Linked DNA regions of Mus musculus: all the other regions are linked to region 2. The links are chromatin loops, found by intact Hi-C in ENCODE. Cell type or tissue: left cerebral cortex. All regions are shown on one strand. Region 1 overlaps Reep1 (receptor accessory protein 1). Region 2 holds the start of Reep1 (receptor accessory protein 1). Region 3 overlaps Reep1 (receptor accessory protein 1).

The links. Peaks named below come from ENCODE experiments on the same cell type or tissue, not always from the same donor. Only the 100,000 strongest peaks of a DNase experiment are listed, where the experiment ranks them.
Region 1: it touches region 2 in a loop (2.4-fold over the local background); 9 of 42 quality-filtered maps call a loop at or near these places.
Region 3: a loop joins it to region 2, with 2.7 times the contacts of the local background. A loop is called at or near these places in 5 of 42 quality-filtered maps.

What each region holds. Positions count from the first base shown.
Region 1 is chr6:71,755,116-71,757,615 of GRCm38, forward strand. It overlaps Reep1 (receptor accessory protein 1), which reads left to right. Exons shown (of 7, transcript NM_178608.4): 2 at 1,249-1,321. Among named protein-coding and RNA genes, the nearest start is that of Reep1, 49 kb to the left of the region's middle. In left cerebral cortex, no CTCF peak of the experiment used is centred here; DNase peaks (open chromatin) are centred at 1,108, 1,296 and 2,056; H3K27ac peaks cover 1,592 bases.
Region 2 is chr6:71,706,795-71,709,294 of GRCm38, forward strand. Reep1 (receptor accessory protein 1) reads left to right here and starts at 887. Exons shown (of 7, transcript NM_178608.4): 1 at 887-1,207. The coding sequence starts at 1,176. In left cerebral cortex, no CTCF peak of the experiment used is centred here; DNase peaks (open chromatin) are centred at 984, 1,522, 1,818, 2,314 and 1 more place; H3K4me3 peaks cover 1,897 bases; H3K27ac peaks cover 1,459 bases.
Region 3 is chr6:71,769,278-71,771,777 of GRCm38, forward strand. All of the region lies in intron 3 of Reep1 (receptor accessory protein 1), which reads left to right. Among named protein-coding and RNA genes, the nearest start is that of Mrpl35, 53 kb to the right of the region's middle. In left cerebral cortex, CTCF peaks have their summits at 977, 1,178 and 2,213 (motif pointing left); a DNase peak (open chromatin) is centred at 826; H3K27ac peaks cover 591 bases.

The DNA.
Region 1 (2,500 bases), 48 kb after region 2:
CTGACACTCTGTTCATTTAAAAATACCTATTAGGCTGTGTGTGGTGGTGCCACCTTGAATTCCAGAACTCAGGAGACATTAGCAGCCAGAACTCTTGAGAGTCTGAGGCCGTCCTGGTCTACATAGGCCAACCAGAGCTACAAAGTGAGACTCTGTTTCAGAAACATAAATATATACTGGGTGGGTAAAATGGCTCAGTGTGTAAAGGTGCTTGCTGCCAAGCCTGATGACCTGAGTTCGATCCCTGGGACTCACATTGTGGAACCAAAAATACTGACTCTCACAAGTTGTCCTCTGACTTCCATGTGTGTGTCATGGTACCCATTTGAATACATACACAAATGAATAAATTTTTAAAACACCTGTTCTCAGGCATAGAGTTGCATGCCTGCAACCCCAGTACTCGGCAGGCTGAGCCAAGGAGGTCTTCAGGTTGAGGTCCGCCTAGAGCAAATAATGAGGACCTGTGCTCAGCCCTCGGTGCATTTATAGTTCACTGGTGAGATGCCTATCAAAGTGCCAAGTGAAAGAACACCATGATGCTATGTACAAGATGCTGAGAAAGTTCATTGGGAAGAGTTGAGCTAGTCTGGGAAGTCAGAGGGGTGTCCAGAGAATCATGTGGGAGTCGGGATCTAATGGATGAGCAGGTATTAATAAAAAAAAAAAAAAAAAAAAAAAAAGACAGGGAAGATTCCAGAAGAAAGCAGCATTGACAAAGGTAAGGTATCAAGAACGGGCAGGTAGAGCTTCCCCTGAAGATGGATCTCAGATGCAGGCCTGAGAGTTAACTACTCACTGACCCTAGTGAGAGAAGTGAAGGCAGAGGAGGTGTGCTGATGGGAGGAGATGTGGACCTGGTTAGATTTGTGAATATGAAAGCTTATGCTGGCTGCAAGATGCTGAGGCCAAATTCAATGATCCTAGGCTTCCAGCATCTGCTGGTGGAGATCAACATCAGGAGAGGAAGCCATCCTTCCACAGAGCCTTAGCTGCTGTCTCCTCCTGTCTTAACCTCCATAATTCTTGGTCGCCCTTCCATATTGCCCAAGCCAAGATAGAAGGAAGTGTGTGGGTGGCTGTCTCAGGAAAAGGTGTTTCTAAGAATTATGTAGCAGTGAACGGGAAACCTTCAGGGGAGTTATTTCCCTGGCTTGAATGGTTCCCTGGATATGATGTTTTATGATTTCCATCAAGCAGGATGGGTGAAAATCATGTCTCTCTTTTTCCTTTGTCTCGTCTCTGCAGGCTTATATTTGGCACCCTTTATCCTGCATATTATTCATACAAGGCTGTGAAGTCCAAGGACATTAAAGAATATGTAAGTGAAGCCGCTCACTGGGGGCGGGTGGCTCAGCGTGAATGGTGGAGGAACTTGTCCCTTAGTCTGGGTCTGTGGCAGAAGGGAACCTATCACCCTTCTCATGTGACTCCTCAGAAGTCCTGTCCCCATCCAAAGCTGTCCCCTGTCCAGACCCTAAGTATCAAAGTGAGGAAAGCAGCGAACTGTAAGGAGAAACTGAATCTGGGACTCGGGGTCAGGTGCCATGGTGACTTCATCTCTCTGGCCAGTTCCCTCACCCGGGGAACTGCAGACCACAGACCACAGACCACCTTCTTCCCCCAGAGACGGCACACAGGTTTGAGAAGCCATGTGACCTGGGTTATTACCTGGCTCGCTGGTTCTGACCCGCTTCCAGTCTGTCCTCCGACACCAGTTTTAGCCTGGTTGACGTGTCAGCTCTTTGAGGGTGGGGGTGTTCCTAATCAGCTCTCTGCAGCACTTGGCAGAGAGCTGAGCCCATGGCAATGGAAAAGCAAAATCTTTTAAAGTATGAATGGATTAATTCAGAGCTAGCTTGAAAGTCATTATTTTCGTGGATTTCCCAAGAAGTCTTTATGATGAACACCTCCAGTTCAGCTGCAACCAAAGCCCAGCCCCCTTGCTCCCTGTTCCCAGAACCACTTACTTCAGCTGCTCCTAACAGGGGACCCAGAGTGGGTGACTTCTGGAGGCCCATCCCTGGTATGTGTGAGGACAGCCCTGTGCCCATGCTATAAATAGCCAAAAAGCTGCAAACACAGAGGCTCCCAGTTCTCAACTGACACAGCCCAGGCTAAAGCAATAGGCAGCTTCTTCTTCCAGTGCTTCCCCCTCCCGAGCCCTCCCCACCTGTGGTACTCAGCAGCTGGGCCTGGGAGGGAGGCCTTACTGAGGTCTCTGTAATTCAAGGCTGATCCGCTCCAGGGCAGGGGCTGAGCACGCTTGCTCGCAGGCAGCTGGGCGAGATCAAACCCTGGTAAATCGTTCTGTGCTGACTCAGCTCACAGGAGCCTGGTGTATGGCCAGAGTGGCAGCTCATTCATTTTGAGTGAGACCTAACTGACAAGTAGAACAGCTGTCTGTTGGCTGGGGTGTGCACACTTCCCCATGGGGGAGCTTGGCAGTTAAGGTTAGAAGGTTTCTGGGTAAAACTGGCTTTGGGAGATGGGAGCTGAG
Region 2 (2,500 bases):
GCAGCAGAGCCCAGGGATAAAAAGGACAAAGGCTTTCAAGTGCTATTGAAGTTGGTTCAGGTCCATCCTCAGGATGAGCAAAGCAAGTCACAAAGCCTGGCTGCAAAATTTAAAGGGACACCATAAAATTCCGTGATCAAGACAAATCCTATATGATGCAATATTTTAAAAATGCATTGACGTGTTGATACTGAACGCGGTTTCCATTTTGCCCAAGATGCCACATGGCTCTGTTAACACTGCTGGGTCATGATGTATGATGCCCTTCGGCTCTCATAGCCCTCCGAGCTGAGGCTGGAGGACGAATCAAAGACAGAAGTGAATGTATGGACAGGGAATGTCTGAGGTGTGGGTCTGTGAGACCGCTCCCCTAGTGCTTGCCGCCATGGCTGATGATGGCCCGAGCTATCACCGGGACAACTGCATTGAACTGACTCCTGCATGTTGACCTCTGACGTGTGTGTGTGTGTGTGTGTGTGTGTGTGTGTGTGTGTGTGAGAGAGAGAGAGAGAGAGAGAGAGAGAGAGAGAGAGAGAGAGAGAGAGAGCTGCAGTAGAAACAACTGAAGGGACACGCGGTGACTGGTGATGGGGTTGCAGTCAAAGAGATCGAGTTGGGACACTAGAGCTGTCAGTAGGCAGACACTTGCTGAGATGTTGACTTATGGGATGCTAGTTGAAGGCTTCAGGTTTCTCCTGAGGCTAGCGTATTATCTAAGTGAAGAATGACAGAACCTCGTCTAGACAGGTGTAGGCAGGATTTCAAAGTCCAGATTCAGACCTCAGTTTCCCCACTTCACCTAGTGAAGGTGAGGCAGCCCTCCCTGGGGGTTCGGAGGCCCAGTGCACTGAGCCACCGCACCACACGGTTTCACAAGGAGGGCGGAGGAGGACCCGCCCTGGCTGCAGCTCTGGGGCTGGGACGATCGGAGCAGGGGCGGGTCGCGCTGGTGCCCTCACCGCTAGCCGCCCAATCGCCGTGGGCCCGCGGAGCCCCTGGGGGCTGGGGCAGCGGGCGGAACGTGCCGCGGCTGCGCCAACGCGCGAGCGCGGGGCCGGACCGGGCGGGTGCGCTCAGTCTGGCGGCAGCGGCGGTGCACAGACAGACAGACGTGCCGGGAGCGCAGCACCGCCCGCAGCCCAGCAATCCGGGCCGCGCCAGCCCGCCCGCCCGCCATGGTGTCGTGGATCATCTCCAGGCTGGTGGTGTAAGTGGCCTCTTCTCCTGTGTCCCTTCTTCCCTTCCCTCCCGATCCCCATGTCCCCTTAGGGCCGCGCGCCCCTGCGAACCACCAGCCCCGGGTCGCTAGCTATTAATACCCGGCGGTCGCTAAATTTAGCAGGTACAGTAGCTGCCTGGGGACGCGGGCAGCGCGAGGCGGCGTAGGACGCGCGACGCTACAGACCCATGGGTAGCCGCGGGCGCAGGCGGCGCCTTGCAGGGAGACCGGGGCGTGGGTCCCCGCACGATGGTGGAGTTGCCGGGGCTGGGCAATGGGTCTCGCCTTCTCTCTGTTGCTTTGTTCCATTCCGGGTGGGGCGGATTTGCAGAGGCCCCGAGTGGGTGCTCCACGCGTTCTCTCTCCTTTGGAAGAAAATGCCTTGGGCTCGCCTGCCGCCGCGCTTTGTCGGGTGAAAATGACATACAGTCCAGACAAGCCAGGGGCGCTGCCTGAAGGGGTCATCGCGGAGATGAGTAGCCAGATGGAGGTGGGGCACTCAATGAAGTGGGAAAATACTCCTTTTTAGGTTTTTCAAATAGACAGAGGCAAAGGCAGGTGGCAAGTACATTAGTGTGCATCTTGGAGTAGATGTCTTCCTTCCTCTTGCCTGCTCTCCTTTGCAGGGGTTTGAGAGACAGGGGCAGGCATCTCTAGGAATGCACAGGGAAATTTCCGAGTGACAGACAGCACCCCTTCCCCCCACCCCCCAAGGGCGGTGGCAGTGATACCTCCCAGGCGGTGCAGGAGAGCAGAGTCATCTGGGGTGAGGCCTGTATGAAGTCCTTGGGGGATGTGTGATGGGGACTTTTGTTTTATTTCCAATATTGCCTCTCACCTTTCTTACCTGGATCTGGAAGATTGATTTAGCACCTGCTTAGGGGACCTGGGACTGAAATGGGTCTGGGGGTGGGGGGGCTTGGATGAGGAACACGTGCCCAGCATTTTCTTTGTCTAAGAAAGAGGGGCTATTAACTCCCTTTGACAGTGCAGGGCACACACATCTCTTTTCTCCTCTTCTGAACTGATTTGCAAAGCCATCCAGGAGAGCCGTCTTTAAAGTCCTGGCCATTGTCTCCCAGGCATCATTCTGCCCATTGCTCCCAAAGCCCATCAAGTTACTCCACAAGGGTCTCTCCAACAGCTGTTGTCAGCTGCTGGGGGTTTGTTTTGTACCTTCAGGTGGCATGTGAAATATTTCGATTTCTGTGGCATGGCTGGCATCAATAATAGGGAAGCCACCGGCATGCCTTGCCACGCCTCACGCCTGACTAAAGCTTG
Region 3 (2,500 bases), 62 kb after region 2:
AAGAAAAAGAGACAAACCAGGCTCCATCACCAGGATAGACATGACTGCCTAATAGTGGCCTCCTATACAGTCTAGAGCTACTTGGTATCAGGTTGGGGACAGTGCTCAAAAGGCAGACCTACTGGCCACACCAAACACTGCCACCTGAATCTTCACTGTACTATGCTCTGTTGGTCTGCCTAGTGAAGGCCCAAGGAATGAACCAAAAGGTCCAGAAACAGGAAACTTTTTATTGTTGCTTTTTAAAGGTATTAGGAGTGTATTTGCGTGTGAGAGAGTATACGAATGTGTCTGCACTCGTTATAGGCATATGTGAAGAAGGAGTGTCAGATTCTCCAGAGATGGAGGTGTAAGCATTTGTGAGTCTCCCAGCATGGTGCTGGGAGCCAAACTCCGGTCCTCTGGGGAGCAAGGGACATCTTTTCAGACTTCTTGCTGAAGCTTTTAAAAGCTGCATCAGTGTGGGTGGATGGATTATGCTAAAAAGATTCTAAAAAAAAACAAGTGATCTATATAGCAAATGGTTCAGGGAATCAAGGTAGGCTGGGCAGTCCAGAGGGGCCCCTGGGAAGGTCAAATAGACATATGTATTTCCTAAATGCTAATGCTGTAGCCTGGGACAGAGGCTCTTAGTTGGCTGTGCAGTGAGAATGTGGTTACTCAGATCTAAATGACGGTTTCCTGCTATCTACAAAGTGCATACAGATCATCCACTCCTGAGTACCCGGACCATAGCCTCACTGGTGTGCATACAGAGAGAAGCACATACAGGGAGGTTTGCTGGAAGCTTGGCTTATGATGGATGCTTGTCATCAATCTCTTTCCCCGGGAGATGCTTACACATGTATAGGAAGCTATGAAAGAGACGGGAGCTTTCCATGTTCTGGTATGAGATGGTCCCCAATGTATACTGTTGATTCTGGGCAGATTAGGGAAAGCAAGGTGTCGGGGGTATAGAGAACAGAGAATGCCACCAACAGGCAGTTAAGGGAATCACAGGTACCCACCTGATTGAATAGGCCTAGCCCAATAAAGATTAAGAAGAGAGTCTAGAGGGCCTGGGTGGGAGGGAAGCTCTGTATGCTCTCGGATTCTTTAGCATTTCTTAACTATGCGCATGCATGACCTACTTTTTAAAAATTTCTTTTACACAATAACTAGGAGAGCTCTAGTGTGATTGATGGCTGTCCTTGGGACTGTCTGTGTTTCTTAGGCTGGTATGTGAACTTGCTGGATTCAGTAGCTTTCCCCTTGGACTGGCTAATAATTTGTCTTCAAAACAAAAGTTCCTCCATTCTTAATGAGCGCTGTGTCCCACTCTGGGGGTGGGGAGCATCGATCACGCCTCCCCTCTTTCAGCCCTGGTCTTTTGTAGCTGTGAAAGATGAACCGACTTTGCCGGGGAAGAACCCCACCCTCACCCCAGTTACTGGTGAATATTCAGGAAGAGCCTGCTAAAGCCAGAAAGCAGAGGGGCTTTGGTGAGGTGGGCCGCTGTCTGAGGAGAGGGAGCTGTATGAGTTTGGAAGGGCTCTGAAATGACTCGCTAGGGGTTGCTTTCATTTTTAGCTTCTTTCATCTGGGAAGGATGCCTGGGAAAGACTTACTTTTTGGTCCCTCAGACTAGCGTAAGAGACCCTTTTACCCACCGCATCTTATTTTAAGTAAGGATGTCTGGGGTTTGTTTTAAGTAGGTGTGGTCAGACTTGAGGACCTGAAAATGGCTGGCAGGAGGGAGATGTTTGTCCACATCAAAGATCCCTAGTAATAGGAAGTGCAGCACCACACAAGGCCACTAGGGGAGGTACCAGGATGGTTCTGGAGGCAGAGGCTTGCTGTCAGCATGGTTCCGTGAGAAGGATTTGGGTTCGCTATTGTAAGTGGTTCTGAGAGATAGGAGCATCTCTGGCTATCTGGTCCTGGTATGGGGAAATGCAAGCATATGCACAGTGGCTGAGAGTGTGAGATCCTGCAGGCTCTAGACTATTGACCTGCATGTAAAAGCTAAAGGTCTTTGAGCATAGACCTTTTCCTTACTCACCAGCCCTTTCTCATTTCCAGGGTCGGGAGGGTGCTAGAGAGAAGGCTCAGCAGTTAAGAGTGCTTGCTCCTCTCGCAGAGGACTAGAATTAGGTTCCCAACACTCATGTTAGGTGGCTCACAATCTCCTGTAACTATAACTTCAGAGGGATCTGACGCCCTCTTGTGGCCTCCAGAGTCACTGCACTCACATGCATAAACCTACACATAGATACACATACACACAATTTAAAAGTAAAATATTAGAAAAAAAAAGTAAGAAAGTTCAGAAGGAGCCTGTGCTAGTACTGGGAGCTCTTTCTTGGCTAGATCTAGGAAGTGGCTTACCCTGGCGAGGACACTTCCTCCAGAGTCAACAAAGCCTCGAGATGCTGTCAATGCAATTGTGCAGGTTATTCACAGCACCAGCTAGAGACTGGAGAGGTGGGGTTGAAATCTGGGTTAAACTCTGCTTACCACA